Linked DNA regions of Mus musculus: region 2 is linked to region 1. Evidence: chromatin loops called from intact Hi-C (ENCODE). Cell type or tissue: heart. All regions are shown on one strand. Each heading gives the region's core, and the rest is flanking DNA. Links, peaks and the distances in the headings are about the cores only. Region 1 overlaps 4921504E06Rik (RIKEN cDNA 4921504E06 gene). Region 2 has its middle 42 kb from the start of Gm24670.

What was found. A loop is a pair of places that touch in the nucleus more often than their neighbours do. Peaks named below come from ENCODE experiments on the same cell type or tissue, not always from the same donor. Only the 100,000 strongest peaks of a DNase experiment are listed, where the experiment ranks them.
Region 2: a loop joins it to region 1, with 7 times the contacts of the local background. A loop is called at or near these places in 27 of 42 quality-filtered maps.

The regions. Positions count from the first base shown.
Region 1 is chr2:19,520,162-19,535,625 of GRCm38, forward strand. It overlaps 4921504E06Rik (RIKEN cDNA 4921504E06 gene), which reads right to left. Exons shown (of 17, transcript NM_027600.4): 4 at 13,601-13,675; 5 at 3,805-3,960. Among named protein-coding and RNA genes, the nearest start is that of 4921504E06Rik, 26 kb to the right of the region's middle. In heart, for the core only: a CTCF peak has its summit at 8,803 (motif pointing right); no DNase peak of the experiment used is centred there.
Region 2 is chr2:19,725,151-19,740,614 of GRCm38, forward strand. No RefSeq gene overlaps it. Among named protein-coding and RNA genes, the nearest start is that of Gm24670, 42 kb to the left of the region's middle. In heart, for the core only: a CTCF peak has its summit at 8,515 (motif pointing left); no DNase peak of the experiment used is centred there.

The sequences.
Region 1 (15,464 bases), core at 4,112-12,111:
TGAATCTCCTTAACAATAAACTGTGTTCATAAAATGAGGTTTAGAAAGTAGAGACCACTAAAATAAACTTAGCTGGGTGCTAAAAAATAGTACAAGCCAGGACAGTGTCATTTACAATCATTCTGGAATTTTAAATCCCAACAGTTAACTTCCCACTTTCAGTTCTCCATAATTTTATGAAAATGAGCCTTTTAATAGGTGGGATATGCAAATTCTCTTGGGCATAAGGGTTACAATATGTCTGATTCCAGGTCTCAGAACTCTAAGCTGAATCTGGGAAGAAGTGCCTCCCAAAGCAGGACAATGCAGAGCTCTCCGTGTGCTCTTGACCAAGTGCCTAGGCATCACTGAACAACTTGCTGGAGACATGGCACCTCAGGCTCCAGCCCAGACCTCCTATGTGAGTCTGTATATGAACAATCTTTGCAGGTGATGCATATGAACCAGGGTCTGAGAAGTTCCTTGCCCAGATCTCTCCATGTGCCTTCTTGGCAGTTCTCTTTTGTGATGTTAGCATCTCAATTCTGCAGACTACATGGATGGCACTTGGACATCTCAATTTGTAGATGGTGGGGGAGGAAGGGGTGAGGAGGCAGGATTCTGATGCGTGCCCTTGACAGCCACATAGAAGAGCAGGTGCTTCCCCATTGAGTGACAACCAGGAAAGTGGCACCCTAGGACAGCGCAGTCCTGCAGAGTAGCCATTCTTGAATGATAGCTCTGTTTTAGTGTTGTTAGCAACAAGCAGATCTGTTCATCAGTGGAGGGTGGGTAGATGATGGTTGTGCAGCCTGGCCATAATTGGGGTTAGAAGGAAAAATGAAAAAAAACAATCCAATAAAGAAACCCAGATGAAATTAAAGTCAATATGTGGTATGCACAGGCAGGTAACTGTGTATGTGCACACAGGCACATATATATACACACATGCATGGTATATACAGACACACAAACATATTCTAAGGGGGTCATTTTTTTTTTTTTTTTTTTTTTTTTTTTACAATTCTCACAGAGAGTATTCAACAGACAGCATGGCAAACCAGAACCCGCAAAAGTCTGCATCTAAGTCACATTGATTTCCCACAGAATAAAAACTGGAATGAAGTTGCTGCCAGGTAAAGTGGCATTAAGGATATCATCTGGACCACAAGCTTCTGCCATTTGGAGAGACTCACTCTTTGCCTGCCACTGGCCACACAAGCGACTTGGACTACTTGTTGAATGAACTTGTCTTTTTCTAGCCAGTCTCGTCAGATATCCCTCAGAACCAAGCCAGGGGGGAGAGTTTGACCATTTATTGACATAAATAAGGTACTAATGAGATTTGCTTATCAGAAGGATCATTCAGTTTTATGTTGACTAAGCAAAGTCAGCTTATTTTCGAATGTTTTCAAAGTGTTCCTCTTGATATTTCTCCTAAATATTTAATCACTCGTAACGTGTGTGTGTGTGTGTGTGTGTGTGTGTGTGTGTGTGTGTATGTGTGTGTGTGTGTGTGTGTGTGTGTTAAGGGCGGGGCATGAGTGAAATGGCATGTGTGTGCAGGGCAAACAGCTTTGTGGCATCTGTTCTCTCACCTCTAAGTTTTTTTTAGGGATGGAACTCACAGTGCTTGTGTTACAAGAACTTTTATCTGCGGAGCCATTTGCTGACCCTCCCCTTGACACCTTAACTATCTCTCTATGGTTCTGCCCTTTGAATCCATTTGCAGGTTAGCATTGTGTGATGTCTCAGGGGGATTTTTAGCCACTAGAGGGGGCGGCTCTCTACACTGAAACTTCAGATGGGAAGCTACAGCAGGTAAGTTTGTTCCTAGAGAATTTAGTAAACTGTTTTCCACGCGGAGCCATTGAGAGATGAGAAAGAACCCGTGTTTCTGGCGAGTTCTTGCAGAAAGAACTTCAGTCTCTCCTTTCTGCGGTCTTGCACTTCCCAGTTGTCCCCACTGGCTCTGGGTCTCAGCAGAAGGTAGTGCCTGGCTAGGAAGACCCATCAGTAGGGAAATCTGACATATATTTTTTCCTTCTCCTCATTGATTTAAAAGTCATTCTGTCAGCTGCGATGGGTGTAAAGACAGTTCCACACCACCAAGGGCAACGTCCTGATGACTTTCCTTGTCTTTTAGGGACATCCACTATGTAAAGGCAGACCTTGACTTATGCCACAGAAAAGATTTTCAAAATGAACTCATTTGCAGCAGACTTAGAGCTCATTCAAAGAAAAAGTTTACCATGCATTTAAGCATGGGAGTTCTAACAGAAAGAATAACTTAAGGAAAGAGTAAGAGACATTGGTGTGGCTATGAGCTGCTGTGACAGTAATTGTCATATGTGATTGTGGCACATTTGATTTTGTGGGTTCTTTCTCTTCAAATGGTTGCTAAGGAAAGTGCATACGACCACAAGGTAGTTCTTGAGACATATTGAACAGGATTACAATTGATAAGTTAAAACTCTAGAAGTGAGAATTTCTTCAGTGTAATTCAGTCTTGTTTGTTAGACTCTTAGAGAAGAGTGCAACTAAGAGTGCATATACTCCCAGGCCTGTGTGTCTGTGTGTCTGTTGTATGTCTGTGTGTATGTCTGTGTGTGTGTGTGTGTGTCTGTATGTGTGTGTTTTTTGGTTGTGAGCCTAGCCTTTAACGGCTGAGCCATCTCTCCAGCCCATGTGTTGTTTTTATGTATGTGTCTGTGTGTGTCTGTGTCTGCGTGTGCTCATGCACACATGCATGTGTGTGTACATTTGTGTTTTTGGAGACCAGAAGGCATTGAATCTCCTGCTGCTGGAGTTACAGCTGGTTTGTGAGTAACTCAACATGGCGATAGGCACAGAATGCAGGCCCCCTGGAAGAGCAGCCATCACTCTTAAACCTTGAGCTATCCCTTCAGCCCCTGAGACAGACTCTCAAGAAAAAAAATCTTATCCGCAGTCTTTATAAGAAGTATTACTAAATTGCATAAGAATTCTGGGTTCTGCCTGATTCCAGACTCCCAGTTCTTCTCACTTCCCCATAATTTCCCATCTTTTCTGTACTACCTCAGTTCTGTTCCACCCCAGTTGGCTTTTCGGAAGCCTCTGACCTGTGGAAATTTGCTTTGTTCCCCTTCAGCTATCCTGACTGCAAAGGGGATGAGAGTCTTAGAAATTACAATAAAACACATATTGTTATTCTCTAGAATGGAAAGGTTTTTTTTTTTTTTGGCACTGGCTGGAGGGTTATTTCATTTCTATTATAAGATAAAATTTGAAGACAATTATAGTGCTCCTCTTTATAATTACTATGGACTTTCTGGAGTGTGCCATGGAGTAATGACATCCTGGGTTGGCTTACCGTGTGGAGAGATTGCCAAGAGACACTGAATCACCTTTGCTCCTTCTTCCCTTCTGAGTCAGTGTGTTTACATGTGTGCATATGTTTATATGTTTACCGGTATGTGTGGGTTCCTGTACCTGTGCACAGGGGCTGTGGAAGCCAAAGCCAGAAGGTGATATTTTTTTTTTTTGAGATAGAATCTTTCCCTGAACCTGAAAGTCACGGGTTTGTCCAGTGATGGCCAGTGAGCCCGAGGAATTCTCTCATCTCAGCCCCTCCCCACACACACGCTGTGATCACAGGGACACACCACCATGCCTAGCTTTCATGTGAGTGCTGGGACTGAATGCAGGTCCTCGTTGCTACATTTTACATCTTCTCCTCAGCCCAGTTCTTACCAATTTTTAACCAGGATTATTGCTCTCCGTGATCCTACTTAGATGGATTAACATCAATTGTAATTAATTTTTTATGAAATAAATGAAACTTACAACTTTTTTAAATCCAAACTCTTCATATAGTTCTAATTCATTCTTTAAATTCTTAATAATTTCTTCTTTCTCTTTCAGTTTTCTCCTCAAAACATTCAATTTGACATCATCTGCATCTTGCAGGGCAGCTTTTTCATCTTCTATTTCGAAGTATTTCTGGAGAGAAGAGAGAAACATCACAAATCTGGCAAGAAACTTGTTGAGAGCAGACCATGAAGGACCTTGAACCCATGATTTCCAGAGAAACCAGGAATGTTAAGCACACACGATTGTCTTCATCTAGAAAGTTAAGAATTGGTAATGATTAACTGTCTGGTGATCTATGATGTCTGTTGGGCCAGGCCATATCAAGCTCCTACAACCAGAACCAGAGGTGGCTAATAACCCACATGACCTCTATGGCATCTGTAAAACCGAAACCAGGCCAGACTCTCAGGCCCTTAAGCTAGTACAGGTAGCGTAGCTCTAGAACTCGTTGTCTTAGAAGAAACAACATGCACCCTGAGTTGAGTTTCAATGTAAATATGCTTCCTTATGCACTGGGGATTGTATTACACCAGAAAACTCTTTTTTTTTTCCCCCCAAATTGTACTGGGCTTAAATACACTGGAAATAAACTTCCTGTTGTTGGACTCCCTGAAGTCTGATTCAGGTCGAGAAAGTCAATGTGCACTGGGTTTTTATTCTCACCTCTTTGCTTCTCCGAATGACACATTCAAGGACCCCCTGGGAATATGTTCAATTTTATTCTTTTCCTTGTAAAACTATTTTATTTTTTGTAATTTGCCCAAATTTCTTGGCAAATCATTCTAAATTAAAATGCACAATAAAGCAATATAGTACCATGTTATCTGGTAAAATGCAAAGAGTGGCATGTTGTTCAAATTTTATCTGCCACACAAGTAATGGTGAAGAAGAGGAAGATGACTAAATAGGAGGTTTCCCACAGAATACAGGATTCCTCCAGGCATTCCTCCCACAGCCACAAGAATTTGGTAGCCATTTACCAACAAAAGGGCCTACCCAGCTAGAAGGTACATAACTCTTGTTGACCTCAGAAATGATGGTTTTGGGAGGGTAAGTCTGTACCGAGTGCTAGGCTCTACCATAACAGTTCTGATGACAGTCATAAATGGACTCTCTACACTGTGGACTTATCAATAAACATTTGGTCCCACCACAGATACCAGCTGCTAATGAATTCAAGAGGAGACATGCCCGCCTATAGTCTCTGGTATAGTCAGGTCCACAGGCCTATTATGGTAGCAGACTCTGAACTGGCCTTGAAACCCATCTAATGCAGATCTCAGCTGTGAGCAGTCTCACCTTCCCAGGAATTTAGCAGGAATCGCACTAGTCGATGCCCTTCAGTCAAGCCACTGTTCTCAGCCATATAGAAAACTCTGAGATTCCCTGGAACAACCCTGGCTGTCCTCTAGCAGTGACAATCCCCCAAGGGACCTGCAGGGAGGTTTGTGTCTCCATGCCTTCAGGGGAGGGTTTACTGATTCATGCCTCATTGTAGATGGTGTGTAGCACTGCCTTCTTACCCCAGCCCCAGTGTAACAGTAGCCATGTACATCCAGACACCCATTAGGAGACACTCACACAGGCCTCCTAAAGGGGCTTGTTCAATTTCCTATTCCAGGGAAGCCCTGAAACGCAGCTTCAGCCCCACAAAAGCCAGGATTCAGGGCAGCTCTGAATCCTCAGGAGTCTAGAAGGACACAGATTTGCCTGTAGTATTCAGTCAAAAATACTAAAAGTAACTATAGCTACAATAAGTAGTTAATGGATCAATGATAGTATAAAACATTAAACAGAGGAAAATATCAATGTGTACAGAGTTGTATGTCATTGAAATTAAGCTATATCCTTCTCTCCCTTCCTCCTTCCTTCCATTTCTTCCTCCTTCTCCTAGCTTTTGCTTTTTTCTTTCTTTTCTTGTGTGTGTATGTATTGTTGTTGTTGCTGCTGTTGCTGTTGTTGTTGATGGTGTTGTTGTTGCGACAGGGTTTTAAACTATAGCCCGGGCTGAATGGAAGTCACAAGGACTGACCACAAAGTCATAACAATTCTCCTGTTGCAGAATCCCAAATGCTGGGATTACAGGCATGTGTCACCATGGTTTGCCACGAATGGAGTTTTAATTTTTATATAGCTAGGCTCAGCATTTTTCAATTTTGCCTCCCTTTTATACATCAATTTCATGTTTAAATGATTTCTCCCCTTCTATTTCAGTTTTCATGGTTAAAAGCAATCTTAAGTATATATATTTTTATTTATTCTTCTCTCATATATTACATCCTGAATGCAGTTTTCTCTCTCTCCCTCCCTCCCTCCCTCCCTCCCTCCCTCCCTCCCTCCCTCCCTTCCTCCCTTCCACTCTACCTCTCTTCAAACCCCAACCATTCTTCCTCCATTTCTCTTCAGAAAAAAGCATCTCTCCCATGGATATCAATCAAACTTGGCATATCAAATTGCAGTAAGGTTAGGCACCACAAGGTGGTCTATTTAGACCACTACAGTACACAATGATAAAGAGAAACAAAACAAAGCATGCTATTACAAAGGATCCGAAAAAATTGTGGTAAGACAACAAGAAAGCAAGAAGGGAATAAAAGGAATACAAACCAGAATAATCAATAAAATGGCAATAGTAAGCTCTTGCCCTCCAGCAATTACTTTAAGGTGTAAATGAATTAAAATATTTCACCAAAGGTAAGTCAGTAACCGAATCACAGAGAAACAAGATCCAAGCTTGCTTTAAGGATACTCAGGAGTCAAAGGTTTAAAGGTAACACAAGATTTCCCCGCAATTTGTAGACCAAAGAGAATGAGGACAAATACACTAATTTCAGATAAAACAAACTTGGATTCAGTTGTTCTCACGAGAGAGAGAGGTCACTACATAATAATAAAAGAATCAATTTTTATAAAGAATGTAACAGTTGTAAACTTATAAACACTCAGCATTGAAAAATATAAAATAGATATTACCAATTTAAGACAGAAATAGCAATATGAAAAGTGTGTGGGGTTTTGGTAGCCCATTAATTTTTTTTTGTCAGTCCTTGGCATTGAACCTAGGACTTCACACATCCTAGGCAAGCATCCACTCCTGAACTACACCCTCGGCCAAATGTTCCACTTTCAATAACAGACAAAACATACAAGTTCAGTAAGAAAACTATAGACCCGAATGTGTCAGAAATAGAGAAGAGGCTCAATGTGGGAGGCTCCCAGGGAGGTGACGAATAACCTGAGGTGTGCAGAGGAGGGCAGACGACGGCAAACCGCTTGATAGTGTTAAAGAATGAAGTTTTGGCCAGGCGTGGTGGCACACACCTTTAATCCCAGCACTTGGGAGGCAGAGACAGGCAGATTGCTGAGTTCGAGGCCAGCCTGGTCTACAAAGTGAGTTCCAGGACAGCCAAGGATACACAGAGAAACCCTGTTCAAAAAACAAAAAACAAACAAACAAACAAACAAACAAACAAAAGAATGAAGTTTTGGAATGACAGAAGCAGGGAGGGGTACTGGGCTTCTATCTCGTGCCAGGGGCTCAGACAGTCCTACATGTATGAAACACTGCATAGACAATGGCAGACCTGGGATTAGTGACCCTATAGAATAAGAAGGCAAAAGAAACACAAAGCAAATCTATCAGAAAGCAGGGAGCTCAGCCCCACTGAGCCTCCTTGGGAAATGGAGGAATTCCCTTCCCCTTGACAAGACAAGGAAACACCTAGAAGTAGAGCTAATAGATTAAAGATGTAGGGAAATGTTCTAAAGTAAATTGTGCTGGCTTCACAGCAACCTCAACTTGTACACTTTCAATGGGTACATTTTATGCTATGCAAACTGCATTTCAATAGAGTTGCTAAGTGATTTCAATACAATATACCTATGCTTTCAATATACATGAATAGTAAGTTGAAAAATTTGACAGAAGAGATCACATCTTCTAAAGAAATAAACTATAACACTCAGGGAAAAAACTTGGCTGTATAAAGTATCTACAACTTCTATAAATAAAATAATAAAACCTTTTTGAAATATAGAAGACAGAACAGAATCAATAACTCAAGATTGAATTTTTATATGTAAACTATAATGGTTAAACCTCCACAATTCATGAATACATTTCTGAACCATGAAACTTCAATAAAAGTGAAAAACAGGAAGTTTGTTGATGATGGAATGACCACTCCCAAATTATTTTATTTTATTAGAAAGGATGAAAAAGCTATAAAAATCATAAAGAAGAAAAAAATAAAACAAACTTGCTAGATCACTTGCCTAGCTGTAAGGTCTTGGATTGCATCCCAGCACACACACACACACACACACACACACACACACACACACTCAAAGGCACATGCACACATACAGTATTAGTTTAAAAAGCACTATAATTCCAAAGGGTAAATAGACTGTTTCATTTGTTAGTTTGAGAAGACCTGTCTGGCCTAGAACTAGCTGTGTATACCTGTCTGGATTCAAATTCATAGAGATTGCAAACCTCTGCCTCTCAAGTCTGAGATCAAAGGCTGTGCTACCACACCAGACTAGTTTTTGTTGTTTAAATATAGTTTTCATATAGGGCCACAAAATATCTAGACTTGAAGGGAGTCTAAGTTATCAATGAAGGACATATCACAAGTCATGGCAAAAGGAAAATATCCAGTAAATGGCATTCTAATATGATGCTTATTAGTTTGAAAGCTGGCGATGGCATTCCCTTATCCCTCTGTTCTACAAGTTGTCTAAATACCTAAGTTCTTGTATTAAATTCCCATGTGAAAAACTGAGAGTGGTTTCATTTTTTTACCAGAACTACAGCAAAATAATACCTTCCTGAAAGAAAAATATAAGTATGATATGAATGTTTAAAGTTTTCTTTTTGCCAATAAAACAACATAATATCTCACACAAATTAAAAGTTAAGTTTAGAACCATGAGCTGGGAGAAGTAACGACACCCTTAACTGGTCTCTAGGGGGCAGCAAAGAGCTGGTTACTCTTGTAGGTGGTTAAAATGTCAAGGCTCACCTGTTTCCATATGACTAAGCCTGAGCAAAGTAGGTGGCCAGGAATAACAAGGCTTGTGAGGTCATGAGTCAAATCAAAGCTAACAAGCCCAAGAGAAGATTCAAATAATGACTTTATCTTAACCTAATATAAAGAAATGTTTTCATCTGATAAAGCACCTAACCACAACTAATGTGGTTTAGTTAAATATGGTGAACTAGCACATGTTTATGAAAAGTTGGTAACAGGCAGAATTTAGCTACTTCCTTTTTCCACTCCCAGAAATAGAAATTGTACTTATGAAAAGCAATGGTCATTATTCTGTCGTATTTTTGAACATTTGATGTATATTAGAAGAAGACATGAATGATAATTAATACCTGTTCTAATAAACCATAAATGTTTGAATTACTCTTACTATAAACAAAAATTCCAGAGAATTCTTGTGTGTGTGTGGGGGGGGTTGGGGGGGTGGGTGCACACTGGTATGTATTGCACATTGGTGTGTGTGTAAAATGGTGTGTATGTATGTGGGTGCACAGTAGTGTTTGTGGGAGGACGCACAGTTATGGGTGTGTGGGGAGGTGCACTGATGTGTGTGCTTAAGTGCTCGCTGGTGTAAGTGTGGGTTGCACATTGGTGTGTGTGGTGGTGCATACTGGTGTGTGTGAGTGAAAGTGCACACTGGTGTTTGTGAGGGGATGCACACTATTATGTGTGTGTGGGGGAGGTGTGTTGATGTGTGTTTTTAAGTGCATGCTAGTGTGTATGTGTGTGGGTGCACACTGGTGTGTGTGTGTGTGTGTGTGTGTGTGTGTGTGTGTGTGTGTGTGTATTGCACATTGGTATGTGTAGGTGGGTGCATATTGGTGTGGGGTAGGAGTGGTGCACACCAGTGTTTATGTCAGGGGTTGGGAGAGAGTGCACACAGGTCCCATGCAGATGCCAAAGAAGAGTATTCTGGGTTCTACTCTGTCACTCTCTGCTTTCTCAGTTTGAGAGAGTCTCTTATTGAACCTGGTGACCCAGGAGCCTCAGCAGTCTTCCTTTCTCTACTTTCAACTACAGAAGGGCTCACAGCTACTCTGAACTTCTTACAGAAGTGCTGGGATCTCCACTTAGGTTCTCAGACATGTACATTATCCCCATTACACTATCTTTCAGGTCCTGGAGGAGAATTCTATGGCATCGGGTTCCAGCTCCCTACCGACCATAGAGAAAAGACAAGGAGTCTTTGTAAGAGTGTCCTATTAAAGGTGGGACAACTCAGGGGCATGGGTGGCCTTTCACTGTAGAAAATACCCACCTTGAACTCTTTACCCACCCCACACTTCCAGTACCTGCATGGAAACTGGCTGTAAGAATAAAAATGGCAAGGAAAGAAAAATCAAAAACAAAAACAAATGCCTTCTGAGTCACTTTCTCCTGACGCTCACACACCTGTGTCGTCTAAAACACACTCCAGCCGAGGATTCCATTCATTCAGCACAGAACCAGAGTCTCACAGAAGCAAATGCAAACATTCTCTGAAGAAACCTCCCTCAATCCCAGGGTTCAAAGGACTCTCAGAAGAGCAGAAATTCATAGTTAAAAATTATAAAGTTCAAAAGCATGTACCATCTAGTTCTTGTGAGAGCCAATACTTGCCAGACCCTCAAACATGGAAGATTTGTAAAGTATGAAGGACAAACTATAAGTGTATGTAAATGTACTAATGCATAATAAAAAGGTGATCTGAGAGCTGGAGACAACTCTTTTAAGAGCTGAGCAAGCACGAGGACCTGAGGTCAGATCTGTAGCACCCATGTAAAAGCCTGGCCCAGTGTATGTATCTCTGACTCCACCATGTGGGCACAGACAGATTTCTAGGGCCTGCTGGTCAGCCAACAGAGCTGAAAAAAAATGTCAAATTTTAGTTTTCCCGAGTGATTAAGCAGAAGATGATGAAAGTAGAACTCTTCACATCCTTCTCTGGTTTTTGCATAGGCATAAATAAGTGCACACATAAAACAGACATGGATCTCTGATCATGTCCCATCTTCTTCACATGCTATTAGATGTGGGGAACAATTTTGCTCAACTATTTTTGCCTAACCAGCACTCCTCCTTCTGGGTTGGCCTCTCCTTAACATTATGTCTTGGGTTGGGTGTGGTTCTAGACTGGCTTGAGGAAGGGACTAATACAAATAAGTTAGATTTCTTTTGCTTGCCAACAAAAAAATATTCTAATATATGCTTGCATAACTGTCTGCCCAGACTCCCATTAGATTTCTTGCCCACCAAGTCTGAGCTATTTCTGTAACTATTTCAAATAAGACATTGGACAAAGGAGGACAGGTGCAACCTTCAGAGGGAGACATCATGAAAGGATTTGTTCACTAAGTCCCTTAATTTTATACCCAGCACAGGTATTACCTACTCAGGGATGTCTTCACAAAGTTAGCAGCAGAAATAGCTGTTCATTTGTGATAGTCCCATAAATCCTACTATATATGTTTATCTCTGCACACTTATATTTTGTGATTTATTTATGGTCTCCCTCTCTGCTTACGCCTACCTCATCTTCCTTCACAATGTCAGTATCTGGCGTATCATACCAGAGAGCATTCATTTGAAGATACTGTATGCCAAGATTTTATTTACTTAAAGATACATTTCCTGTGCAATTTCTTTCTTGCTTTGCTTTAGATGTATCAAAATAATTAAGATTATTTACACTATTTATTGTGTGAAAGTTATTTGATTTTTGACTCCCAGAATGGGAATTTCATGATTCAACATAACAAATATGAATAGTGGCTATGGAGGTTATGAAGGCATTTCATCTTGTACTTGGTCAGCAGGCAGAAGGCTGTGAGCCCAAATGCTAATATAGGATCATGATAGACAGAGAAACACAGCATCACTAAGACAGGAGGACTATGAGTATGTGCAACGACCTACTTTACACTTAGATTTTACCCACTATGGTCTGGGTACTATTCTAAATGCCTTGTAAAGTTCAATCTGTGTTACTCTTGGAGCATGTTGGTCTAGCTGGTACGGACCATCATTAGTCTCATTTTACAGCAGAGAGAACAGAAGCAAACTGTTTAAGTACTTTACCTAAAGTCACATAGCAATTAAGCGGTAAAGCCAGGATTTGAACCCAGGCAGTTTACTTCCATAGTACTTTCTCTAAAACATTCAGTTTGTTGACTCTTAACTAATCCATGTAAGTAGAAAACAATCAGAAAAGTAATCTATCTGACAAATACAATCAAGAAATTGCATGTTACTGTGAATATAAGGATCCAGGTCTATTTCTATTTATCAGTTAATGGCATAACACACTTTCTAACAGATAGTGACATAAAAGACTGCTACTTACAATGAGGATTGACATTCTGGCTTAGGGAATAATGTCATCAATGGCAGAGTGGTCTTTGTCTCTGTTCCATAGGGTTTTAACTCATGGTAGCTTGTGGGAAAACTCTGCTAATTAAAGTTGAAGTCTACCATGACCTGATAGCTCATCTGAGCTTGGCACAAAATGAAGGACTCCCTTTACTAGCAGGGCTTTGGGCATCCCCTTCTCTGACCTTGTCTGAGGATCCATGATTGGGGAACATGACTGGGTCTGGGTTAGTAAGAATGACTCAGCCATTGAGCTGCTAAGGGTGTGTTAAAATAGATGGTTGCGCATGCACACGCGTGTGAATGTGTGTCTTTCATCCGTGAATTCAAACCAATTGGGTGGGTGTAGAGGAGGCACAAGCACTTACAGAGACTTTAGAGCAGATTGATTTAATATCGCATCAGCAGCTCATCTGGTGATGCTATTGACCAGACCTGAATTCTGGTGTCTGCATCATTGCTACAAAGAAAGCTAGGGTAGAAATAATGTTTTCAGATTCTATAAAAGTGCAAATGCTTCCGTGAGTTTAAAGAGGAGGAGAGGATGTGCAGCTGGTGAGAATGATTGAAAAGCAAGCAACACCAACAGCCACAGATATCCACTCATGATTACTGACTGATGGTTAATGATAAGTCATGCACAGAGCTACAAGGAGAGAATGGCCACACCAGTGAGAGAGCCATCATCCTTATCTTCTATCACAGAATATGTAGTTACACAGTTAAATACAGATGTGCCAAATGCCATGCAAACAGACATGATCAGTGAGCCAATCATCCATTAGTATAATAATTATTAGTATAAATAATTATTCACTGAAGTATATTGAAATGCAAGATGAGATTGTAGATGTAAATAAAACAGTGAGGCATAAGGTACTTACTGAGTCTAAAAGTCATCTTTGAAAGTGTGTATTTTTCCACTCCGTGCAGGAATGAAGCACCATATTTGGCACACAGTCGTATCCTTCATCCGGAAGGTTACTTTATCAAGGGCCAGAGGCCAGTCACTAGTATTCATGACACACCTTTTGAACACTTGTCTTATGAATATCTGACCTTCTTCTATTTAGTTGCTTCTTCACCAAGGAACTTTGGATGATTTGGGTACTTGCCCAGGTGCTCAGGAAATGAGATGCAAGTTTCCAGTTTCTAGAAAGGTTTGGCTGTCATTGTGCGGTGGTATTTTTGGGTACATTTAACGTGAGCATGAACAGCCTAAGCCAGAATTCTCTGAGATGACTTGAGATTTTGGAAAACATACCTTCAAAGCTAAAAAGTACAGACTGGGAAATCAAGGTGAGCTCCACTCCTGGCACATTCAGGAGCCAGAGTCTGCCTTGTCCGTGGCAACACCTGACACCCACCTGGTACATTCCTTTGATAATAGCTATGGCATCACATAGCTGCTGTTGAAAGCTTTTTCTCATGATATCTTCTCCCTACAAAACAAAAATAAATGCAGTAAGCACCACTACACTTCTGAATGCAGCCCACACTTCCCAGGGAAGAAGGCATAGCAACAATTCACCTTCCAACACATCAACCTCTTGAGAATTTCCACTTATCGTAATTTCTTCTATATGGCAGCTATTGTAGCAAATGTAATTTTTATCCATTCTTAACCAAGAGCAATGCAAAAGATGCTATGCATAAGATATAGATAATCTGACAGAGTCTCATTATACACATCAACTGAAGTCCTAAAACTGCAAAAGGAGTAAGAGCCACTTGCATTCATGTGTTGTTATAATCCCTTTTAGCATTTTTGTTTTTAATTTTAATCTTTTTAAATGTGTCTTTCTTGCATGCACATCTGTGTCTCATTGTACCACTTGTGTGTCTGGTGCCTAGGGAGACTGGAAGAGGGTGTCAGAGCCCATTGAATTGGAGTTTCAGGTGGTTGTGAGCTGCCATGAGTGTGCTGGGACTCAAAACCCAGTCTCATGAGCCTCTTTCCAGCCCATAGTCCTTGTAGTTTTGAATGGGATAGGCTTATAAAAAGAAGGTTATATTCTTGATCTATAAAAATCAAATAAATTAGACCATATCTGTGTAGGGTAAAAATGAAACACTATTTTTTTTTTAAAAATACCCTTTACTCTCATAACCATCATTCTGATTCTAGCATGGTGTGTAAACAACAAATAAGTGTTAGAGTCAGAAAGGACTGAACTTACATACTGTACCCCCACCCATGGTTTGAGCTGATATTCGAGATTAACCTTGACAAGTTTAGTTTCTGAAATTTGTATCTCAGGGAAAACAGGATTTCCATTTGGGGATTTGGATAGATTTGAAGGTTATATAAATGTATTCAAAATGTTCAGCAAACTATTTACTATGAAGTGGTCACTAAAACATGAATCCTTTTTTATAGCACTAAAATAATACCAGTCATACACACACACACACACACACACAGACACACACAGACACATATATATATATGACATAATAATACATAAAATTACAGAGTCTCATTGTGTAGATCAGCCTGACCTAAACCGCCCAGGGGCCCTAGGAAAAGCCAGTAGCTGGAGAGAAATTATTAAGATCAAGGCAGAAATTAATGACCTAGTAACAAAACCAATACAAAGAATTAATCAAACAGAGTTGGTTCTTTGAAAATAAAATCGTGGTGGACAAACTTTTAGCCAAATTACCCAAAGAAAGCAGGCAAGATGGCTCCCAAGGTAAAAGAACTCTACTAACCCTGAAGACCTGTGTTTGAGCCTCTGAATCTGAACCATGAACAGAGAGGATCTCTGACCTCCACATGGGCACCCCCTACACATACACAAATGAGCAAAAAAAAAAAAGAAGGAGAAGACCCAGTTTATTCTGGTAAATGTGACCAAAAATTAAACCAATTTAAACAGATCTCCTTAATATAATCAAAATATCTTAAGTGGCAAAAGCACACAGCATTTTCAGTAAAGTCAGGAACAAGACCAGGGTACTTACTTTCTCCACTAATATTTAATTAGCACTGGAAGTCTAGCTATAATAAGACAAGAGAAGCAAATAAAAGGAATATAAGAGCTGGAGGTACAGCTCAGGAGTTAAGACCACTTGTGGCTCAATCATGAGGACCAGAGTTCAGATCCCAGCACACATACCGGTGTAGGTCACAAACCCCTTTAACCCCAGATCTAAGGGATGTGACATTTGCTTCTGGTTTCTGTAGGTACCCATACTCACATGGGCACCTATGCTCCCACAGACTTA
Region 2 (15,464 bases), core at 4,414-12,413, 210 kb after region 1:
TGAAAGAGCAAGCAGTGATCTTAACTGCTGCTCCATCTCGCCAACAGCTCTGTTAGCTTTGTTCTACAGCCCACAGACTGGTCTACCTAGCAATGTTGCCACCCATAAAGGGATGGGCCCTCCCAAATCAATCACCAATCAAGATGATATCATAAAGACGTGACCAATCTTACGTGGGTAATCACTCAACTGCGACTCTCTCAGCTGCCTCTGGGCCGTGTGAAGTTGATAGATGAAGCTGACTAGTTCAGTCATGATTTGGGTGGGAAGTGTGCACTACAGGCTCATGGCTGAATGTTCCCTCTGGAGACTAGGTAGGAAACGTTGGGAGCCAGGGCCTAATGGCGGCATCTCCTCAGACAGCTGGTTCTCCTTTCCTTCCTGCTCTTCTTCCTTCCACCATGAAGTGGGACATGCATCTGATGCTTCATCTGCCACAGTCAATGAAGCCGGAAAAATGGATAGAGAACTTTGAAATCATGAGGGAAAATAAGTTGTTCATGTTGTTTTGGTCAATAGGACAGAAAGTCTACTACCACCATCTCCTTTCTCTGTGAGTCTGCTCTGTCTTGCACATCTGCATGGTTGCATCTGTTTGTAAACCTAGTCACTAAGACATGATGGGATGTCTGGGCCTCAAAATCCCTAAAGGGTTCTGAGAAAATAGGTCCACTCAAAAGTTGTTCTTTCTCTGGCTGCAGACTTCCATATGTCTCCCACCTAAGCGCAGTGGGCTGGGACAGTGTAAGGGGTACGGTTTCATTAGTTACTTATCTCTAGCTGATGGTGCACTCTGGACCAGCAAGCTTTGCCCCGGACTTATCCTGTAACCCTCTTTTATGATTCCTGAGGGTGGTCTTGATTTTTAAGAATCCCCTCTTCTGACATCCACAAGGCTACTCTAGATCTGAGAGGCCTGAAGTGGCTACTGCCATGTAGGCAGCTGAGGTTTATGCTAGGGCTGAAATCATCTACAGTCTCACTAGGTTTACAATTTTCTCTTCTTAATGGCTGAAAGAATGAAGAGTGTTTCTTCTCTCCCGGGGCTTTTATTCCCCTCTGTGAAGCTGAGATGGTCTGATGAACATCGCCAGTCACTGAGGACGTGCTGTTTTAGGACTGATAGTGAATTCCAGGACAGTTTGTTCTTCCAGCTCCAAACCTGCCCTGCCCAGCCACGCCCGTCCGTGTCTTGAGATAGTGTTTTGGTTGTAATCTTCCTCTGTCCCCACCTCTACATTATAGTTTTTATCTTCTTCATAGGTGTTTATCTTATTCACATCTAATCTAGGTTATTTTACAAATGTTCTGGAAAAATGGAAAACAATATGCCAAATATTTGTTTAGTTATTAATTTGATACCAGGGACATGGACAGGAGTTGCTCCGGCTTTGACCCCACACTCACACAGCTCAGCATAAATGTCAGATCCACAGTATCAACAGAATGTTACGAGCTGCAGGTGCCCATGAGAGGTGCTGCTCTCCTACCCTGGGAAATATGTTTCTGATGTAGAGGGAGGAAACCCTTCCCACCCTATGTACTCTTTGGGACCTAGAAGGATAAAGGACAGCCAGAGAGTCACCTGCAAATACCGTCTCTCATACCCCTTCAGCCTGTAATATTCAACATGCCAACATGGCGTAATTTGAGTTAGAGCATCCTGGACTCCATGAATCCATTTCTGAAAGGATGTGAGGATAATATCAGTAGCTATAAACTTGATAATGGTTCCCCCCCTGATTCTTTAGAGCAAAGATCATTTGTACCTGTTGTCTACTGTAATTCGGTCTTTGGGTTTTCAGAGAGAATTCATCTTGCTGTGATTACGTTGTTTTAACAATGGGGAAAATCTAAGTGAAAATAAGGGTGTGTGAAATTGCTGGGGACTCAGATTTGGAAAGCAAACTGGCCAAGAGGGCGAGAGGAGCAGTGGCTCCCTCTAGCGGCAAAGCTATGGAAGCGCTTTGAGGTTGGGCCCGTGCCTAGTTTGCCGAGCAAAAAAGGGAATGTTTTCTTCAGGAAAGAGCAGAATCCTGGGTGTGGTCTGGGAATTGGAAACTTCTGATGTTTCCACAATGACATTTGTTTTGCGACCTGATAGCTTTAGAACACCCGGTTCCCAAAGCTAACAGGCAAGATTGCAGGGATGTCTAGGGTACTATGGCATTTGTTTCTCTATTAACGTAAGCTTACACACACATACATACATACATACATACATACATACATACATACACACATACATACATACACACACATACATACACACATACATACACACGCATACATATACACATACATACACATACATGCACATACATACATACACACATATACACATATACATACATATATACACACATTTATAGATACATACACATACATACATACACACATACATACATACACACATACATACACACATACATACATACACATACATACATACATACATACATACACACATACACACATACACACATACACACATACATACATACACATAATACACACACACACACAATGACAAATATGGAATGTTGGTTTCTTTAAAAAACACATTATTATAAGAATGTGCTTTTACTTGAATCGTAGGCATGGGGCTGTGGGGTTGCTTCAGACTGTCCACAGCTGACTATGATTTGTCTGATGCTCTAGCAGAGGCATGGTTTTGCCAGTTGCAGGTTGATTCTGCGATTATATGACATTTGGAATTCTGGAAACTTTTCAAAGAGGATGTAAATGCTAGGGCCTCAAAAGGTGGGGTTGGCGTTGTTGGTCCTTCATGGGGGCTGTTTGTGGTTTGTTAGTCATTGTTCTCAAAGAAGAAACAAAAGAAAAGAAATTAAATTTAGGGATCTCTCTCTCTCTCTCTCTCTCTCTCTCTCTCTCTCTTATCTAATGATAGGGAATGAACCCAAGGGTGGAGAAACAAAGGATAGGAAAAAGAAGATCTCATAGCAAAGCGATAACACACACACCCCAATAACTATATACATATACACATATATATGAACTCATGACCATACATGAGCATGTGAATTCTTTCTGAAGAGTAGTTTTAAGGTCACAGGAAAATTGAGCAGCAGAGACTGAGATATTACATTTCTCTCATAGACCTCTTAATTTCTAGTACCCTACACCATAGGGTCACATTGTTATATTAGAGTTTGCTTTATAAATGTGTGTGTGTAAAGGGGATATATGCACACATTTGTGCACATATACACATTTCCACACATGGAGGCCAAAAGATGGCATTGGATTCCCCTGAGCTGCTAGTACAGGTGTTTGCAGGTGCCTGGCTTGCTACATATGTTCTGGGATTCAAACTCTACTTCTCATGGTTGGACACCAATCAGACTTAACCAACCGAGCAATCCTAGCCCTGGAATTTCCTCTTCACACTATGAAATTGAACAAGTGCTTAATGACATCTATCCATCATTACAGAATTGTACTTCCTTAATTTTACTTCCTTAAAACTCCCTGTCTTAGCCTATCCATTTCCCCTCATGGATCGCTTTCCCTTTCCACATTTTAGTTAGAAAAGTGTTCAGCCTCTTGGATTGGCTCGTTTCACGTAGTAAGATGCTTTTACCTCTTACGTTTAAAACATGGATTGAGAGGTCTTCTTGTTTTCCTTTTTAATGCTGAATATTATTATTCCATTCTTCAGCTATTCCACAGTTCGTCAATATACACACATAAGGACATCCCATTACTTACAAGTTTTAATGATTATGCATAAAATTGCTATAAAAAGCTGTGTGCAGTTGTGTAGGCATGATTGTTCTGTTCCTTTGAGTAAGTACTGAGGAAGATGCTTGCTTGCTTGCTTGCCTTAGTTTTTTTTTTGAGTATTGGTCTTTTGTTGTTGTTGTTGTTGTTGTTGTTGTTGTTGTTTTGTTGTTGTTATTTTTGGCTTTTTTTTGAGACAGGGTTTATCTATGTATCAGCCCTGGCTGTCCTGGAACTTTCTTTGTAGACCAGGCTAGGCTCAAACACACAGATAATCAGCTGCCTCTGCCCCTGTCTCCTGAGTGCTGGGATTATAGGCATGAACCACCACATTGTGGTTTAGTTTTGTAAGAAATTGCCATCTGCCTTACAAAGGGTATGAGTGGTTCTGTGTTCTGTGGCCACTGAGGAGAGCTCTTGTTATGCACTTTCACCAGTGTGCTGAGCTAGTTACAGGTGAATTTGGCACAGGTTAGAGTCATGGGAGGGGAGGGAACATCAACTGAGAAAATGCCTTCATAACCTCCGGCTGTAGGCAAGCCAGAAGGACGTTTTCTTAATTCATGATTGCTGTGGAGTGGCACAGGGCATTGTGGGTGCTGCCATCCCTGGGTTGGTGGTCCTGGGTGCTTCAAGGAAACAGGCTGAGCAAGCCATGAAGGGTAAGCACTGCACCATGGCCTCACTGTGATCACAAAATGGACAAGCAAGATCGCAGGGATGTCTGGAGTGGTCTGCATCAGCTCCTGCCTCCAATTTTCTGCTCCAGTTTGAGCTGCTGGCTTGGCTTCCTTTAATGGATTATGATTCAGAATATAAAAGCCAAATAAACCCTTCCTGCCTGCCCTGTTGTGGGAAATATTAAAGAAATGAACCTGCCAGATCTCCGTGGGGCCGGACCACGCCCTGAGCTCCTGCCACCACTGGCAACTCTCTCCAGATAGTCCGGCTGCGCCCAATTGCAGCATTCCCAGCTCTTGTTCGCTTGTCCCTGATGCCACTAGTTCTTCCTCAGTCATAAACTCATGTAGTCGGTGATCCCACATTCCAGTAGTCAAATGGAACTGCCAACCTTCCAGTTGCATATCACAATACCCAGTAACCCAGTAAAACCAAGGCTCTTAAAGCTTAATTAACCAATCAGATTTATGTATCAATAATAGCACAATTTACAAGGTGCCAATATAATAATTTCAGAGCCAATTGATAATGATAAGAGCTTTATTCCAATTAATCCAACCTTATGATACCACAACTTCTTGTGGCTGGTAAACATGACACGGGTTCACGTCCAAAGTCATCTTCCTTCTCCTCCTACCCTCCAATGCTCCCTGTCTTCACAACTCTTAGCTCTGCCTCCCATTTCCCTGCCAGTCATAGATCTCTGCACTAATGTAATTGGGCAGAGAAAATCCTTCGACACTCTCCAAATTGCTTTTGGTGTTTCATCAAGGCAACAGAAACCCTGAGATAACTAGCATTTAGTGCTGTCTGTCAGCAGTCTGAACTTTGGCCCTTCTAGCAGACATACATCAGGGTCACCTTAGATGTTACTTAGATGTTAGATGTAGATAGGATATGGTTGATTATATTTTCTCTTATTTTCTTACGTAGGATTTTTCGCATTGTTCACATTGTTACTTACTTTTGTCATTTATCATTAATGAGTAATTATCCAGAAGAATTATAGCAGCTTCATTTGGATGTGAATAGTCTTATACAATGTGTTCATTATTAAAGAATATTTAATTAGGTACATCATTGTTTTAGGAAACACATCTCTCTTTTTAAGTTCTCTGGCAGTTTCATCATGTTTACAGTGAATTCTGTCATTTCCATCCCCCACTATCCTCTCTCATCCATCTCCCTCCCACTAAAACCATCTTCACAGCAAGTCACCCTATCCCCTACCCCCAAGTGGCCTTGTGGTCTCTTCCCTCTTCCAGATGAAATATGAATGACTGCTGCATTGTACAGGACTTGTGAAAGCACATATGAAACTCGCTGTCTTAGTTGGGGTTTCTATTACTGTAAAGAGATCACATGATCACAGAAACCCTTGTAAAGGTAAGCGCATTCAATTGGGGATTGCTGACAGGTTCAGAAGTTATCCTTCAAATATCCCATTATCATCATGGTGCGAAGTATGGCAGTATATAGGGTCACATGGTACTGGAGAGGGACATGAGAGTTCTATGTTCGAATAGACAGGAAGCAGCTAAGACACACTTTCTACAACAAGGCCATACCCACTCCAACAAGACCAGATCTTCTAATAGTGCCACTCCCTATGGGCCTATAGGGGCCATTTTCTTTCAAACCATCACACTCACTGTATCTGTTTCTTATCACTGAATTTTCAATGTGCTCTTCTGAGCTCTATGGGCTTTCCAAGTAGGACATTATCTTGCTCACTTCTGTGTTCCCTGCTGTCATTTCCACATGGTGCAGGCCTGAGAATAGTATAATAAATGTTTGACATAATGTCCCCGAGTTTTAGAAAAAGTCCTATGATGGAGAAAATTAAACAATTTGTTGACTGATTGCTGCTTGATAAGAGGCCAAGTACCTGGCTTAAGATCGTGTAGCTAATAACTGGCAGGACATGGATTCTTCACCAGCCAGTCTGGTTCTAGGGTTCCCCGTCAACACCCAGAGGTATATAGAGTAGTGACCCCCACAGCCCAGCTGACATCTATTTCTTGGTAGACCAGTCCTAATTTTTACGCAGCTCTCTCTACCATCTGCCTTGTATATGTAGGCCCATTGCAGACATGGATGCATGGGTCCTATTCCTGCTTGCTTAGGTGATGGAGGTATGGAGGTGCTCAGCTCCTGGCCAGCATTACTACACAAATACAAAGAGAGGACAGTGAACTGAAGGTGTGTACTTGCTGAATGGTTTTTGGAAGTATCCCTCTCCCCGTCTCCCTGAAAAAAAAAAAAACAAAAACAAAAACAAAATTGAGAAGCCAACTTCAAATGGCCCCTATAGGCCCATAGGGAGTGGCACTATTAGAAGATCTGGTCTTGTTGGAGTGGGTATGGCCTTGTTGTAGAAAGTGTGTCTTAGCTGCTTCCTGTCTATTCGAACATAGAACTCTCATGTCCCTCTCCAGTACCATGTGACCCTATATACTGCCATACTTCGCAGAGACACTGTCACCAATGCCATTAAGGGCAGATAGACAGGTAGACAGGTAGACACAACAGTAGATTCGTAAGGTATGACATTAACGAGCATTTGGGTATATCCTGCACTGAAACCACACCCAGCGGCAGAATGAGTGCTGTTTATCATTTAAATAATTTTGAGAGTTTTCAAGTTTTCTGATGGTTTAGTGAGAACCTTTCCCTGCCAGAGTTTGGAATGAGCAGATTATACTGCTTTCTCAAAAGATAATTGGCCAGAGCGTTGGCCAGGAGTATCTGCTAGGCTTGCAGAGAGCTAATTAGGTCCTGGCATTTAAGGGCCATGTGACAGCAGGTTCCAGTTGTATTTACAGCTCTGTAGTCAAATAAAACTTAAATGTCAGGGGCCTGAGTACGAATATAAAAATATCAGTACTGTAGCTATTGCAGCTCAAACCAAATCATGGCTCCCTCTGGAGAATCAATACTTTTCTCTAAGTCAAACTCAGATTCCTTAATGGACTTCCCAATGACAAATAGTTATCAACAATGAAAATATTTTAAGAAATTCCAGAAAAAGATAAAAAAAAAAGAGGGAAATTCTACATATATGCTTTAAATGTCTATTATAATGGCTGGGAAAATCACTCCTGAAGCTCCTCCCAGTTGGGCTCTTACTCCTTGCTCAGGATGTAGCCAAGAGCATAACTTTGAGCATGGAAGATGGGGTTGTTGGTAAGGACAAAGACAGACAATAGAGGGTAAACCTATCACCTTGAAAGGGATTTCTTGAAGATTTCATGGCCCTAAACTTTAAGCTAGAAAGGCAGAGTTTCTGTTGGCAATGGAACGACTTCCTAAGATCGGGGGTTGGGGTGGGTGGGGGAGGGGCATTGGCTCTTCATGCTTTAGAAATGTCTGAGAGCTTATCTTATGTCATTTGTGTGTTCTTGGTTTGGACAGAATCTAAAGGCTTAGCACTTTCAACCCTGACACTATCTTGAGCTAAGTGAAAAATAAGCTACTTGTGTGAGTTGAGAAGTAGCCCATCGTTTCCTGCTGTTGTTGAATGTGTCAGAGTGGGGGCCCCATATCGTCTGCGGTGATGGACACTGAATGCTTAGAGTCCTGCCTCTCAGGAAGTTTCTCTAAGGAGGAATGCGGGAATTCTCAAGGTTCCTGCACTAAAGCTGGGAAACGCTTGTCTCTAAGAGACATAAATAATCACAACGGCCAGAAAATAAAGCAGTCAATCTCTAGAAATGCCTGGATACATTAGGATGAAAAACAGCCGAAGGCTCACACTCGTCAGACTCCATTGAATACTGTTTGCAGCCATCCGGTAAAATTTTAATTTATTTTATTATTGCATCTTTATGACAAATTATAACATAACTCATTCATTTCCTCCATTAATCTCCTCTCCTTCATAAAAATGGCACACATGATGATGGCCTACATTAAAGTAATTGTCACCGTGTGTAGTATTATAGCAATAATCTATAAATAATATAAAAGTTTGCAGAAAATTAAAGTATAAAATATATGACGATGGAAAAAGATAAATCTTTCAACATTAAGGGTTTTCCCCTTGCTAATATATGGAACTGGTGTGTTAGCTATTTGAGCCACCTAGTGGTAATATACATGAAATATAATTCCTCTTGCTGAAAAATAATGAGCCTAATAGTCCCCAATTTAAAGAAAGCATAACTACTATATATGTTCAGTTTATGAATGAATATTTATTTACTAGTTAAAGTTTAGTACTGAAAAATATTACAAAACACCGTTCTTTGTTTAGTTTGTTCTACATAACCAAGAAAATAAAAATGAAAAAATAATTACAGTTGAAAGGGACTCTTTCAATGTGAACAAAGAAGGAATAGCTATAAACTACTTTTCAAGGCACTTTATTTATTTTGTTGGTGGACGTGTTTGGGGGTGGGTATCACACACTGAGCATGTAGCGATCAGGAGTTGGTCCCCTCCTTGTACCAGGGATCAAACTCAGTTTCTCAGGTTTAATGACAGACATCTTTCTCCATAAACCACTGCTTCAGTCTCAGCTATACAACTTTTAGTGAAAGAAGTGATTAACACGTATTACCACACAGTTAGTTCTGAGTGTAGCCTTTGACGTGTATGACTTGGGTATGGTTGTATTTTCCAAATATGTCTTACTCGGTCTCATGTCTTATTTAAGAGACAAAGACTAACAACCAATCTGTTCAAGGGTCCATTAGAAACACTCCCTAACTAGGTTACACCGTGGCTGATTGTAGATTCTGTTTACAGGAACTAAGTTTCCATTTTGGCTCCATTCTAGTACAATAACATCCAGCAGGGCCAAATGAGGAAGCACCTCTAACCTTCCTTGTCAGGATCCACACACATCTCTGTCTTGTTAGTTTTTAAAGAGCTCCAAGAATGTCAGGTTCTGTGGTTTCCTGCTTTCTGAAATTGCCATATGTCTCTAAATGGGTTTTCTGAAAGTCAGAGTTAGCACAAAAATATGATAAATGTGTGTTTTGTGAAGTCATCAACCTCTCTTCTGTAGCCTTGTAAACCAGCAGTGAAAATCCGTGTTCGCTTGGACGCTGCTGCCTGCCTGAACTCTGACTTTCCCCTAGCTCATTTGTGGTTTTGGCGGGCCAGCGGAAGTCAAGGAGCATTCACAGGTGTTCCTGAAGCAGCTGTGTTCTGCAGAAGCTCCGGGTGGTGCGAGCCCAAGAGACACAAAACTTTGACATGGCTTGTCAACAAGGTGGGGTGAAGGGGCAGTCTAACCTTCCAAGCGAAACCAGTGGCGTTCAGTGATTTGGTAGTGCTGGAGCTTCACCTGAGCAGAATCACAATGCAGGAAGCTCTAAAACGCAAGTCCCCCTCATATCAAGCCTGCAGACTTGTGGGGACCTAAGCAGCGAAGGGGAAACTCTGCTGTGGCCGTCGGACGCATTTCTATTATTTTGTTCTTCGGTGCTGAGTGAGAAAAGGCTGAGTTTAAACCTGAGAGATGTGAACTGTGTGAAGTGTAGACGGCTGGTTCCTGCGTTGCTGAGGCAACCACTCCACAGGCTGAGAGATGTAAGCCAAGAGCAGAGGAAGGTAGAGTCTGGGACGGAGTGAGCCTCTAAGTGAAGGTTCATTCATACAAATGGTTTGAACTAAACTCAGATGATTTGAATTAAACTTTATCACTTGCCACCTAAGGAGGCCTGATTAATGTAAGACAGATGCCGTTTGAGCTTGGCCAAGGGACTTCTTCAGAACGCTCTGGAAAGCTAGGGGAAGAGGATTGACTTCCAAAGTTCTGAGCATCGGAAATATGATCACTTGGAGAACCAAGGCTCCACTTTGGTCAAAGCAAAGTAAGAGATCTTATAGAATGTTCCTAAGATCCTGAGAGAAGTGTAACCATCTTAGAGACCCTTTGACTCAAAAATGCTCATTTTAGTCCGTACCTGTATTTTAAGTGTCCTTTTCATCAGTAGCATTTACGTGAATGTAATGTGATGTCTAAATTCCACAAGTGGGAAGAACAGGATGCCTAATAATGGCTGTGTAGTTGAGTGCAAACCCTATCAGTAGCCGGATTGGAGCCCCACTGAAGAAAAACTGGAGACAAACTTTAATCCTATGTAGCCATATTTGATATCAAGGTGACCTGGCCATTTCCATCCTTATCTCACCATATTCATAGCTTATTAGATCAGCTCAAAATAAAAACTATCTGGGCTCTTCTTGTTCCAGCTGGGTTACATTGCACAGTGTTAGATAGCAGCCCGAGCTAGGTTGAATCTGGTTTTGATTTCCCAACCTCTTTGATTTCTCCTGGGCTCCTTGAGAAAGCTTGCATACTCTGAGGTTTCAGCTCTTGTGCTCACAAGTTCCTAAACTTATATATCTGGTATCTAACTCTCTCTTGAACTCAAGGCGTGTACACAATTGTGTATTGGGTATCTTTGGAACGTGTGGAAATCCAGAGCCCATTGTTCCTAACAGCTAACCCCTTCCTGAATTCTTCACTGTGTCAGAATAACTTTATTATGCTAGGCTTGAAACTTGTGAATCATGGCTACATTTGATTTCCTGTCTTCTTAGCTACTCCGATCTGTCTACATTGTCTCTATTATTTCTTAAACACAGCTCCTTCTTCCATATTTCACTGCTACCTTCTTTGCCATGATAATTATTATTTTTTAATGGGGCTTATTGGAATGGCCACTCAGTTCTTCCCCAGCCTGGAGCTAGTCATCTTTCATTAGTGTCTTCCCCTTTGTGAAGTTAACTTTTAAAAAAATATATAACTTAGGGGTTGGGAAGGTGGCTCATCCATTAGGAGTCCATGGTACTCTTTGCAGAGAACTGTAGTTCAGTTCTCAGAACTCATATGGTGGCTCCCAACCAACTGTAGCCCCAGTTCCAGAGAATCTGAATCCTCTTCTGGGCTCTGGGTGTGCATGTGGTACAGAGGCATACATGCAAGCAAAACTCTAACATACTCAAAGATAAGTGCATCTTTAAAATTTTTATTATTAAAACACTTTTCATGACTTCTCCCTTAGAAAGAAGCTGTGAGTTCTTTAGATGCATGCTTCTCTTTGTCACTCCCTCCCACCCCATCAGACCCTGTAGCCATTTTCTTCCTGCCTTTCTGCACTGTAGACAAGACTGCTGTCATCCACCTTACTTCAGTGGGCAGGTTTCTTCTGTGGACATTGTCATCTCCCAGCTTGGCCTTGCACCTTAACCCAGAAGTTGTTTCTAACCTCCTGCTGGACAGAGGTCCTCAGGTTAGTTTGCCACTGTGTATTGATTCCAATGCTATAGATGCCCTGAAGCTCAAAGCAGGCACCCAGATAGGCAGTAAACAGTCACATGCAGCCTTGATTCAAGTGCTAAGTTTAAGGACGAATAAAGCCACCAGAAACTGTCACTGATCACTCTGCCAGGAGTTCTCAGCCTGGGCAGCATCAGTTCTAAAAGAAATGAGGATGAAGAAGAGAGCTGTGTTATTGAGATGGGGCCTCCCACCATTCTCAGCCTGTTCCTGCACAACCCATGGGAGGGGGGAAGCAACCATTTCATTCTTACGGTATCAAACCTGGCTGGAGACTTCTCTGAGTTGTTAGCCCTCAAGCAGCTGTAACAGATGCTGGCATGTGCCCTGGAAGACTTTCATCATCAAAAGAGCTGGAAAAGCTCTCTCTAGGAGAAAAAGCGAAGTAGGGTGTGGGGTCGTCTGCAAGGACCTGGCAAACAGTGGATGCTGTTTGCATGTTTATATTTCTACCTGAACCACAGCTGCTCTCAGGTGTTTCCTGAGTTTTGTCTATTTATTCTCTTTATCCTTCAACACACTGCAGTCAGCTAACAAAACAGCATTTGACTTTTTGTGGGCTAAGTAAGTTAGTCTTAAGGGCTACTCTGCTCCCATTTTCTGGGGCTTCCTACCTACCTAAGTGAATCACCCATTGGCAAAACTCTGGGTTTTAACCTCCACTGAGGTGAAGGTGAAGGGGCAAAAACCATACCTGTCATCCTGTCCTTGTCAGAGGTTGTAAACAGGTGTATTTGACACCAAGTCAGGTGTTGCTAAAAAAAAAAATCTATTAAGAGATGTTAAAGGCACAGTGCTTTATTTGAAAGGGAAGATGGGTAAGAGCTGATGGGGATGTGGTGGTCATGTAGTATATGAAACTAAATCCCTTCTGCTTGAGTCCCCTTCTTGTGTTACCATGGCTTCTGTCTTCCCTTCCTCCCTCCGACACAGGGTTTTACTGTATAGCCCTGACTGTCTGGAACTCACTATGTAGACCAGGGTAGCATCAAACTCACAGAGACCTACCAGCCTTTGCTGGGATTAAGGGCACAGGATCACATGCTTTAGCGCTTCTATTTCTTACCACACTGTGTTGGGTATAGAGGGAAATGTTTTTCTTTAGCTTGATAACAATAAGACCTGCTCTTGTGTAGCTATTTCCTCTAAATTGAAATATTCCTTCCAGAAGACAAGCTGGAAGGTACATAAGATTCAGGAAGAAAATCAGATGTGCAAGACTTGGGGACCTCTGGTTTGTAAGCATAAGCATGGCTCCCCCCCAACCCCACCCCCATCCCAATTATATCTCCAGTAATAACTGCTGGGGAGAGGAGGCTCTGGCCAGCTCAGCTGCCTGCACTGGAGGCAGCTCTGGGGATGCAGCTGCCTCTGTGTCACCCTCTTTCACGTAATCACCTTCCAAGAACCTTACCAGTCCACTAAACTAGACTTGGGTGGAGTCATTTATCTCTTGTTGGTGTCAATATTGGGTGAATGGATATTTTTCATGTCTTTCCAGGAAAAGTCATACCATACTTGCTCTCTGGGAAATTAAAATCCAGCTGGAGGGAGAGTATACAGAACCTACAGCAACATAGGTTTAAGAGGTTGCTCATCAACTTAGAACCATTTTTCTGAGGACAGGTGAAATCCAGGAAAGGCCTATTATAACTCGATAGATGAAGGCCTAAAGTTTTCAATAGTTTAAATATAGTCAGTATTATTACAGGTTAAATAAGACCACACTGAACTGGCTGACCAGTTATAGGGCTGACCATATCATTTGAATCCTTCCTGGTCCCAGATAGAATTTGGTACCTGCTGTAGTTTGAATTTTGAATGTCTGTCAAAGGCCCATGTGTTGAAGGCTTGTTCTCTAGGTTCATCCTATTGGGAGGTAGTGGGACCTTGAAAGAGGGGTTCTGGTAAGACATCCGTATACCACCACAAGTGTGCCACAGAGGGCAGCACAAGTGTGCCACAGAGGGCAGCACAAGTGTGCCACAGAGGGCAGCACAAGTGTGCCCACAGAGGGCACCTTCCCTTTTCTTTTTGTTCCCCAGTCATGAGGTCGATGATTTCGCTCTGGCTCCCCTCAAGGTGAATAATATGCTTCCCTCCCAACAAGCCCAAAGTAATAAGGCCAACCGATAATAAGTGGAGCCCTTCCATACAGAGGACCACATCAATCTTTCCTCTGTGTAGGTTCATTACCTCAAGTATTTTGTTATGGTGAGGGAAAGTAGGCTAACACGACACCTCATCCTGCTCACTGTGCCCTCTGGCTAAGCATCCGTGGGGCTGATCATAGGTCTGTAGCTAAGACGGAATCCCAAGACATGCACATACGTGCAGAGGTGGGGCGGGGGTATAGGAGGCGCGTACCTCAGAGATCCTTAGCTTTCCCAGCCTGGCACAGCTCTTTTTGCTTCACTGCTGCCTTCTGACAGGATGTTCTTGCTTTCCCCCTTTACTGCCCTGACTCCTCAACCCACACATCTCCCCTGTAGTAAATACAAACATGTCCTGTCCTATTGAAGAAGGAAAGTTGGGTGTAGGAGAAGCTGAGGGCAGGGCTGAAGCTGACGATATTTCATTGCAGGCTGAGATTCTTTGGGATTTGACTGTAACCGTAGAGTTCTCCAAGAAGGGAGAGTGAAGATTTAACTGTAAAAGTAGATCTGTGTGTTTTAAGGTTTGCAGAATGAAATCTTTACTGTAACCACACACTTCTGGAAGCAATTCATGCGTGTGACCTCTTTTCATTCTTACTGGGGCCCAATGGTCATTTTATTATTCATATATCCTCTTTAGAGGTGTGGGACTTTAGTTATGGAAAGATAATTAGCCCAAGAACTGTAATGGCTAAGTGATGATATTAGGGCCATGAGCTCAGCCAAGCCTCTTCTGAAGTCTGGCCTTAATCATGTGGTATTTGGAAATAGAGTATAGCTACCTATTCTTTCTGAAATCTTGTTTATAAATTGGCTCAAATTCACAGCTGGACTATAATTGTGAAATCTTACGACTCACTTAGTTTTATAACGAAGGAATACAATTAGGGCAGGACAACTTGGCAGACATTAGGGGTTTTGATCTGTTACTTACAAGGATTGAATTTGAATCCTCTCTGTCTCTCTTTTCTCTTATGCTTGCCTTTTCTCTTCCCATAGATCCTCATTTTGTTGTTCATTTTTGCTTGCTTCTTATTCTCTTTTTTATTTTAGCTTTATTTTCATTTTATTTTTAATTAGCTAACAGAGTAGCAAGTTTCCTGAAAGCATTCTGACTGACTTGTTTTGACTCCTTGACCCCACTCACCCTCTGCCCTTCCATCTCTCTTCCCTACCTGCACTTAAAATCCTTCATCCTCCATTTTAGTTTCTTCCCTCTTCTATCTCCATTTGGAGAAAACTACAAAATAAACAAGTCAGACTCACTCCTTTTATTTATTTTATGTATGTGGATACACTGTTGCACACCAGAAGAGGTCATCAGACCCCATTATAGATGGTTGTGAGTTACGACATGGTTGCTGGGAATTGAACTCAGGACCTCTGGAAGAGCAGTCAGTGCTTTTAACCAGTGAGCCATCTCTCCAGCCCAGCTCCTTCTATGATTTCTCCTCCCATCTTCATCACTTCTCCACTCTCCTGAAGGCCTAGCTCACATCCCTGTGGAATTCAAACTCATTTACACTGTATTGCTTATTCCTTCGTCCCGAGTTTCAGCTCTTTAGACTTGTTCTTTTATTTCCTTTCAC